2 separate regions of the Homo sapiens genome follow, and region 2 is linked to region 1. A link is an interaction called in ENCODE POLR2A ChIA-PET data of the cell type or tissue named here. Cell type or tissue: MCF 10A. All regions are shown on one strand.

Evidence for each region. Peaks named below come from ENCODE experiments on the same cell type or tissue, not always from the same donor. Only the 100,000 strongest peaks of a DNase experiment are listed, where the experiment ranks them.
Region 2: POLR2A ChIA-PET joins it to region 1 with 24 read pairs; 19 of 35 experiments call an interaction of 5 or more read pairs at or near these places.

What each region holds. Positions count from the first base shown.
Region 1 is chr10:5,443,822-5,448,821 of GRCh38, forward strand. All of the region lies in intron 3 of NET1 (neuroepithelial cell transforming 1), which reads left to right. Among named protein-coding and RNA genes, the nearest start is that of NET1, 34 kb to the left of the region's middle. RefSeq lists a silencer at 2,597-2,826. In MCF 10A, no CTCF peak of the experiment used is centred here; a DNase peak (open chromatin) is centred at 2,740.
Region 2 is chr10:5,544,538-5,549,537 of GRCh38, forward strand. No RefSeq gene overlaps it. Among named protein-coding and RNA genes, the nearest start is that of CALML3-AS1, 21 kb to the left of the region's middle. RefSeq lists an enhancer at 1,835-2,334. In MCF 10A, no CTCF peak of the experiment used is centred here; DNase peaks (open chromatin) are centred at 1,544, 2,544 and 4,544.

The sequences.
Region 1 (5,000 bases):
TGGCTCATTTCTGTTGGAACTAAGTGGAAAAACAGTTTCAAGAAAGACATCGGGTAAGAATCCCAGGAGAACTCCTAGCTGCTTCTTTCCTAACTCCCACTGCACATAATCCTTTATTCCCTTAGAAACTATGTGGCCGTAAAGTATTGGCCTTACTTACGCCATATTTTAACTGATGAAGCTAACTGAACCAGACTGCTGGGGTCTAGCCTAGGCTGTTCATATTAGCTCTGAGAATGTAGGTAGATCACTGTTCTTAAAATTAAGAGTAAAATTAGGAGTCCACAATCGCTCAGGTGCTTCTACTTTCATGCTATATGGAAATATCTTCTACAGTCATCCACTCTTAAGGCCAACCACATCACACATACTGCCCAGGACAGACTGGACAATAGAGTAGATGATGAAACAGAGCCAATCTCCATTACTTTAAAAAATAAACTCAAAGCAGAAAGATGAATTATTACCACATCTCGTGTATAAAACACACATAGCTACAGAAGGGCAGTGGTGGTCCTTCCTGCAAGAAGTAGCAACTCTCCTGCAAACCTTAGGCAATTACTTTTTATAGATTATTTGTCTTTATAAATAGTCTGCACCCACTATTCTTCTGTATTCACTCTTCAGCCCCTGTAATTTGCCTCTGTCTTTACTCCACTGAAATAGCACACTTGAGATCCTCATTAAACTTGTAATCACTAAATCCGTGGCTTTTTTCATACCCTCCTTAACCTCTTTGCTGTAATTAACATTTTTTTCTTCCCTTGGCTTTTGCTTTGTTTCTTTCCTTCTAACTATTCCTTTTGCAGAATTTTCCTTCCCTTGGCTTTCCTCCAAAGTTAGATCCTTGGACCATGTTCTTTTTGTCCAAATTTTCTCTCCCAGTCATCTCATTCACTCCCATAGCTTCGATTTTTATCTCTGTATCTGACTCTCCAGTCTAAATCTAGCCTCCAGCCTCTTTCAGGTTTTTGTCCAACATTTCCAACTACCAGCAGAATATTTTCATTTGCATGTTCTTCCACCGCCTCACACTCAGTATATCTAAAATGTAACTTAGAATTTTCTTTCAAAGCTTGTTCCTTCTTATTTCTTGATTTGCACTAACAGTTACCCCTCCTATTTAAAGAATTGTAGGCGTCTGTGACTTCTTGCTTATATCCTTTTCCTTCTTCCCTACTGGTCCTACTTTAGGCAAAGTTCTTGTTGCCCGACTGTGATTTTTGCATGATGTTTTCAGTCATCTTTCAACCATCTTAAACACCAGTCACATATATCTTATTACAACATAGCTCTCATTATCTCTCTCACCTATTGAGTACATCCATCTGTTCCATCTTTACGCACAGCCCGTGATCTCAGTGTGGGCTCACTCCCTTGTCCTCCTTGAAATTTTCTCTTGTTCAAATCTATGAAAAATATTACATTCAAGGCCGCACAGACATAACATCTTAAACCTCTTCCTGGCATTGTTCCCAGCCGTGTCTTAGCTTAGAAAACTACCTGAAGTGGTTTCTCTTCCAGAACTCCTGTAGCACTTATTAGCTACACACCTTAGTTTTGAATTTGCAAAAGCTATCTTCTGTTATCTCTTCATGTGGCCTACCTTTACACAATGGTCTCTTTAGCAGATATGAAGCCTATTTTTTTTTATTACCCAAGTATCTAGAATAGTGACTTTTATATAATAGATTTATCTGATTCTATAAATCCTCAGACTAGAAATATTTTTCCAACATACTACCATCATATTATAGTAGTTTATAGTGTAAAATTTTACCATTCCAAATAGAATAACGAATTTTGTGTTTAAAAGGAAATCTGCTTCACAGCAGGCCTGCCAAGCCAACAAAAGTAGTGTTGTTCCATAGAGGAAAAGACTTAGGCTAGAAATTTGGAGACTGTCACTGGTCACTGTCATTATTGTCACTTCACCTCTGTTAGCCTCATTTCTTCACCTGTAAAATGCAAGACTTTTTAAGCAGTCTTTTGACCCTGTTCGAGCTATATCAAGATCAGTTAATTCAGTCTAGAGAAGGACCCTGTTATATTATACACTTATATATAATATATACACAATTACATACTATGTATACAATATAGAGAACAGAAATCACCTTTGTTATAAAATATCTAGTACACAGATAATCAAGTTTTTAAAAAGATCCAGAAAAAATATCTACCTCTAAGAAATACTGAATTTTGAAATCTGAAGTAGCCCAGTTTACCCGTAACCTCATGGGAGATTTTCTTCTGGAAGAGAGGTAACAGAAGTGCACCTGCTGTATTTACCCTGCTAGTCTTAAGAAAAAGTGGGAACTATTTAAAGACTTAGATAATCTATTTTATAATTGTGAATATGCTTGCACTTCTGTAAAATAAAAGCAGGTTTCCTGGAAAATTAGGCTTTTCTTCATTATATATGTTGATTCAGCCCTATCGAATAAGAATTTCTATTTCCTTATTTGAGTTGTCAAGTTGTCCATACTGAACTTATTCCCATGCAATAGGGTTTTATGGGAAAAGTCTGCCTGTCTGTGACTAAGCACCAGAGTAGATAACGTAACAATTTGTTTTACTTCGGGAATGCATTTTAAATCAGGAAGAGAAGTTTCTGTCCTACTTGAACCCAGCTTCACTCTCCTCCTGGGCGAAAGCTGAGAGGCCTAGGTGTGCCCAGCTCTCAGTTAACTGAAGTCACGTGGTGGTGGACCCCGCCCCCAGGGCCCGGTTGGCTGTGGCCCCGCCCCCGAGCCCTGGGGTCGGTGCTTGCTGCCTGCGGCTCTCAGAAGCCTCTGCTCCACCGCGGCGAGAGGCATGGGCACGTGGCTGCCGAGGGTGGCCGAGCTCTGGGAAGAAAAGCCCGTGTGCCTCTGCATAGCGTCGCTACAGCGCTGACTCGGTGTGGATTGATTGGAAAGGTTTGAGGGAGTACTTGGGAAGCATGGTGGCACATGATGAGACTGGAGGTCTCCTACCTATTAAAAGGACCATACGAGTCCTAGATGTCAATAACCAGTCCTTCAGAGAACAAGAGGTAAGACTTTAAGAGAAACGTTAGGCAAAAGGAATGTTTTCTAACTCCACGGAGCTTTTAAAATTTTTAACAAGGTATTAACAGTATAATTTTAAACTTTTGATCTTATTATTACAATGTATGTTCTTGATTTATGTGCAAGCTTGAAATGTGTTTAGGGACTGTGGTCTAAGTTTAAATAGTTTATACATAGCATAGCTTGAGTGTACACAGCTTTTATAAAAAAGGAAAAGATTTTAAATGTATATGTTACTCGGGTTACGTTTGTCACATTTCTGATGCTTAATATAATTGTTTTTTTAACTTGAATTGATATCATCCAGTCTTAGAAACTACCTTAATGGAGCAAGAGGAAAAGAATCCCGTTCTTGTAAATCAATGCTAGTGAACAAATTGCAACTAAAGTTTAGTCTGACCTGGTGTGCATTTTTCTTCCATCTGATGAGTTCATTGTATGCCACTTTTTTCTTCAGAAGGAAAGAGGCATGTTAGAATATTTAAACCAGTGACTCATTATTTTTACCCTCCTTGCTTTGTCTGAGTCTTTTTTTAGTCTTTATGAACATTTATCAATATAAATCAAATTACTTTATGCCATTTTATGTAATCTTGATTTAACATTGTGTGATATTCTGTTTATACTATATACTTTAATATATACTACATTGTCACTTATATGCTAGGAATAGTGTTCCTGCATTCAGTTAACTGTGTATCTCTTGATTGTGGTAGTGGTTTCCGTCTCTATACACACGTCAAAACTTATCTAATTGTGCATTTTAAATATGTAAAGCTTACTGAATACCCCAGCAAAGTTGCTTGTCATGTGTACACATACACACACCTTTTGGTAGTTAAAATAGCTGCCGTCTTCAGGAAGTACACTTTTATTTGGTGTGGTTTGGCTTTGGTTTTTGTTCTTGGTTTTGGTCTTTGCCTATGTGTCGGTTTTCTCAAAATGTGTAAGTATTTCCTTTGAGTAGAGCAGTCATCCACAGTCACTAGTGTGAATCCTGCAGCTTATCATCTGTTGGGCCCATAGAAGCTGGCCTTTGTTTAGTATCAGCATGGGCTGTGTTTCTGCCTTACCTTTATTTCTAAGTTACAAGCACTAGGAATGTTGTCACGGTTTTAGATCTAGTGACACAGCTCTAAATAATTTGAGTATTTCTAGAAAAGGAATTCATCCCATGTGATCATAACTCGTTTTTATCTTTTTAAAAATAACTTTTATTTTCTTTTGATTTTAAAGTTTTGCTAAAGATTTTAAGAGAAGATTATTTAACTATTATAACCCAAAGGAATAGACCCAGGTGCATACTATTTTTTTTATTCAGTGTCTTGATATGATTGGTTATAGAAGAGACCCTCCTAAAATATGTTCTCTAACTGGCATCATTAGAAGAAAAAGCCTTTCTACAGAATGCTGACTTCTCAACAGGATTTTTCCATGTCGTTGCAGTTAGCTGTAAGGCATAACCTGAAAAATACTTTAACTTATTCTCAACAATTTTCTGTTTATAGATGTCGAGAAATTTTTAAGGCATAAAATCTAACTACAAGTGGATTACTAACATTAATTAATACCCTGATCTGTGGACAGATTGCCTATAATAATGTATGTGACTGCCTGGCTAACCTAGTCTGATTAAAAATTAACCTAAATTGACAACATAAACTTATGTTAGAGAGTGTTGGACTTTTTTTCCCTCCAAGTGAACTTTAGCCCTGGTGAAAGGTTCCCTGCAGCAGAAAATTCATTGAGCATGTAAAGCTTGTTGGCATTTTTTTGTTTATTCCCATGGATTTTTGGATTTTTTTTTTTTTTTTTGAGGAGAGTAAGGTTCCAGTATTCGTATCTGTTCTTTAAGCTTCTTGAATTTGCCATAACGTGTTTCCAGGACTCCAAAGTAAAAAATAAACAATCCTAGCAGTGGAACTATGGGTGCCTTCCATTTGGTGG
Region 2 (5,000 bases), 100 kb after region 1:
AGACGTTCTGAAGATCGATGTAGCAATGTGGTGTAGACATGCTTTTGTAACGTGGACACACCCAGACAGGAATAAGTCTTGTCCAGGGAATATTTTTTGACAAACACTGCTTAACTGGTTTGTCCTCTGAGTGTCACAACTTTTGGCAGAACTTGGTAGTTGGAGGTCAGTGGTTGGCTGGTTCAGGTATATCTACTTTCACAGAACTTGAGAACAAACAAATTTTTTTCTCATATGAATTTGACTGCACTGCATGATTTTGATGTGTTATTTATTAAGCTGAACAACACACACACACCCACGTACATGTGCACACACACTACCACCAGTGGCCAAGTCAAGGAGGGACAAAGAAGGTGAAGGTGCCCTTGAATCTATTCTTCAACAGTGAAGTTTTTGTTCTTACTGATAAAAGTTCTTCCTTCCATTGAAATGAAACTCTCCCCCCACAGAAATTCTCATCAGTAGTCTTTGCTTGGCCCTCAGTCCTGTGGCCATGCCCCATTGCAAAGTTTTTCTCTAAGACTCTTCCCACAAGCCCAGTGCCTTCCTCTGCAACCAGGAGGACAGTGAGGTCCCCCTGGCCAGCTGATGGCTCCACACCGAGCCCAAGGTGACCTGTGCCTGTTCCCTGGTCAGCATGCTGGCATCTGTACTACTGGGCATTTTTCCATTGGTTCATGGGAGGTCCTGCCTAACTGTGGGATGATGAGAAGACAGAAGAGGCCACTATGACCAGAGGTGGGCCAGTGACCTGGAATCAGGGCTGGCTGTGGCCTCACTGGGTGCTGATGAGCATCTGGCCTGGGGCCTGGGAATGAGATCCCACCAGATGGTCCCCAAGGAGCTGTGTGTGTCCAGTGGAGAAGGCCTGTATCTTACTCAACTTTCTTTGCTAGACCCAGAAGGTTTATTTGAGAGGGGAAGATATTTAATTAAGTAAGATTAGCTGCTAGGTAGTAACTGCCTCCTATGTTCCAGCACTGTACATAGGTCATCTTTAATCCTCACAGCAATCTCCCAAGTAGGCATCACCACCCATTTCTCAGATAAAGAAACTGAGACTCTGCGAGGTTAAGTCACTTGCCTGAGCCCATAAAGCTAGGGCCAGCAGAGCAGCCTTTGCAGCCAGGTCTCACAGACTCCAAAGCCCACACTTTCCTCATTTCATGATCACACTGTCTGTGAGCTGGAGCCCCACACCCAGGGCTGCCCTAGCCCGCTGTGCAAAGGGTCAGCCCAGCAAGAATGGAGGTTCCCGGAGCCAGCAAGGACCCTGCCCAGGGCTGGGTTCAAAGCACCAGCTTTAACAGCTGTCGGAGGGAAAGCAGTGAGCAAATGTGCTCAGTGTCTCAGTCCCAAAAAGGTGGATATGGCCGCGCCCACCTGAGCCGGAGTCCCTCTCCCAGTCCCTGGGTGGCTTGGGCCTTCTTGTGTTTGTTCTGGCTTCTCGCCTTCTCCCCTCTTCCCCTGCAAAGCCCTTTGTGTAATGGGTTTTCCCTTCCAACTCAATCTCAAGAATTGTTTAGCCAAGGAGGGCCCTTGAGTCTCTCCCTGGGTGTTTGTTTTTGTTGAGAGGAAGCGCTAGTTATGAGTCAGTCCACCAGCAGCATATCCGAGAGCAGGCCCAACGCGGTGGGGCGCGTGCTCTGCTGATCCGCAGCCATCCGGGTTCAGCCCAGCCTGGCCAGCAGCTGCGGGTCACCAGCCAGAGCCATCACAGGGCGGGTTGTTAGGAGCAGTGTGTGGCAGGCATGACCCTCCTGGTGGGGGACAGAGGGGACGGTCCCCAGGGAAGGGAGCCACAAGGCAGACCACAAGCTGGACAGAAGTCAGGAACGCAGGCTGAGGAAAACCATTGCAGTTCTGTTCTAGGAGCCCAGAATGCCAGAGCCAAGGACACCCTCCTGAAAGACAGTGCAGCCAACAGAGGCATGGCCCCACCTGGGCAGGAGGGTGCCGGCCGGCTGAAGGTACCAGTGGGCTGATCTACCTGAGGGACTTGGCAAGGCTAGAGGAGTCAAGGCCAACCTGCAGCTCTGGGCGTCCTAGAGCACATGCCAAAGGCTGTCCAACCATTCGGAAGACCAAGCAGCACAGCGTTGTCACCACACACAAAGTCACAGAAGCCTCCCTCTCCAGGTGTGTGATGACCATGAGGACTGGCCCTGGTTCTTCCTGCGGGCCTCACCTGTGTAAAGAATGTCTGTCTTCTATCTACCACCCTCCCAAGGATGCAGTTGAAGGAAAAAGAAGCATAAGACAGATTTTCTGCCCTCCAGAGATGTGGACTAAAAATCGGAATGAAAACATGGATGCACAAAACAGACAACAAGGCAACGCTTTCCATTGTTAACGGTGTGAGTTACAGAGCAGCAGTGTGGGTCAGCGCCTGCTCAGCCAGAGCTGAGTCTTCTCCTGCACTTCAGCACCAGCCCTGCCCACACAAAGTCCTGGGCATCGCACTGCACCAGGAGCTCTGACATGAACAATGCCCAGTGATATTTCACAATCACCCCGCCCTTTTATGTTTTGTCTGTCCTTCTGGGCAGGTGCGGGCTGGGCACTGCCCTGCCTGCTTTTAACAGATAAAGAAATGAGCCCAAAGGAAGAAAAGCTCATAAATGTTCACAACGTCACCTGCTGAGTCAAGGCACAAACATCTGACATTCTCCCCTCTCTGGCTGCCAAAGGAGAGAACTGGGCCTGGCTGGTTAGTTCCACCCCATGAGAGCCCCCCAGAAATGCCCACCTAAGAGACTGGTTCCCCTGCCCATGAGCCTGCCCCCACCTAGCCCAGCCACCTAAGAACACACAGGCTTTCTCCAGCAGCCAGTGTGTCTGGGAGGAGGAGACCTTTTCTTTTTGGCCCACTTGCTGGTTTCTCTCAGCACAGCTGGGCTCAGTGACACTGGATTTTGGGCATTACAAGCACGAGTCTTAGAAGCAAAGGCATAATTGCCCCCCACAGGCATTGTTCCATCTGCTGGAAGAATGAATCAATAATATTGTATTAACCCCAGAAGCAGGGCTGCCATGTTCAGTCTGACAGGTTGCACACTGCACAACTGCAGGGGGGCACCAGCCACATAGTGACCTGCCTGGAAGAATTTATAATTTAATGAGGACAAACAAATCTTAGCATAGATCTCACTGTACTAGAGACAAAAGGGTTAGAATCAAGCAGACTTTTCCACAGCTAGCACTAGGGATGACAGTAAATGACAACAGGCTGGGTACGAGGGGCTTGGTCCCAAGCCCAGCTCAGACAGCAACTAACTGACCTTTGGCAAGAGCCTCGGTCACATCACTTCCAACAAGAAAAAGCACAGGAAAGCCCTGCGGGAGCGTCTAACTTAAGTACTAGGTAGCATCATTTTAAAAGTGAAACTCTGGCTGGACTAACAGCCCTTAGCCGTTCCTTCTGGCTGGGCCGTGGTGCAATTTTTTGATATAACAGGTGGGATCACCAGGGGCAGAGGACTCAGAGATGGGGGAGAGCAGGAAGAGTGAGCTGGGTGAGCCCTGCCCAAACACTCCAAGAACACGGAAGCAAACACACGCCCTTCGACCACTTCGCTTATTTTTTTCACCCCCTCTCAGGCCGGAACAAAGAGCCTTTTTGTGAGTTTAATGGTGTCTGACTTACTCAGCAAACTTTTCTGTCTCCTTTGCTGTGAGGAAAAAAACAAAGCTCTCTGTCCGGTTTGTTAGGTTCCTTTGAAGAGCTTGCTGCTTGGGTTTAGGCAAACAGGAACCCAGCTGGCACCGCCCTGGTCAGGGCGCTTTCTGGGAGACTTTCCCCAGGCCTCGTCTGGATCCGGGCTGAAGAGGGGGTGGAGAGAGGTGGGCACAGAACAAAGGGTGAGGGCACCTAGCAACCTTCCAGGACAGGTGTTACAGCTGATGCTCCTGAGCAAGCTCTACCTAAAGGAGTTCATTGAATCCTCACCACCCCTCTGAGGGAAAGGACCATGTCCCCACTGCCTGGATCAGGAAACGCAGACTGGCCGAGGTCAAGGACTTTGCCAGCGGTCACACAGACAGGGAGTCCACCCCCAACACCTTTACTCTTTCCACTCACTGAGTCCACCCCCACCCCAGAGATCCCCCAGCCTTCGCTCATCCTTTCCTCATCCTCCCAGAACCCAGGATCTGCAGAGCAGGAAGTTCAATAGCCAGGCCTGATGTCGTTAGTCAGTCCTGGGGACAGGCATCCTTTCCTGTCCCCTGTGAGTTCAAATTCCAACTCAAGCAACATACAAACGCCAAACTCAGCTCACACCTCCGGCTCTGAGCTGCAGGGTCCACTTGTGGGGAAGGGGAGACAGCCCAGCTCCCTCCCTCCCTCTCCCTTATCCACACACATACACACACTTGCACACACACAAAGACACACATGCACATGCATGCACACACACACTCGTGCACACACACACGCCTCCTGGCATGCCACAGGGAGATAACGCACACAGCCACCTCCCAGTGACCACAGAGCTCTATCTCAGGGTGACGTCACCTCATACACAGCTCCCAGTTCACTCTAAGTGATTCATCGAGGGCGTAAACTCTGAGGGCGATGGAGGCATCAGGGTACAGAGATGAAGTCAGTTTAGTGCCATTTCCTATCCATGGGCTCCCCAGAAGTAAGAGAGAAAGGAAGGAAGGCCTTTTAAAAGTCCACATTGGAGCCAGTGACTTGTGGCTTTCCCTTGCAGAAAAGAAACTTTGGCAACAGCTAGTAGTCATCTTCTCCTGAGCCCGCCAATCTCACAGCCCCCTCCACACACACACACACACACACACACACACACACACACACACACACAGAGCTGCAGCTGCAGCACTGCCTAGCTGGCCCCCAAACACTGTAGCGCTGAACAGACCAAAGATGGAGACACTAACTGTGATCATCATAACCAGTGTGCACTGAACACTCAGCACGTGCCAGGCTATGCTAAGCCCTTTCCATGTGAAAAAGAAATTTCCACTTGATTCCC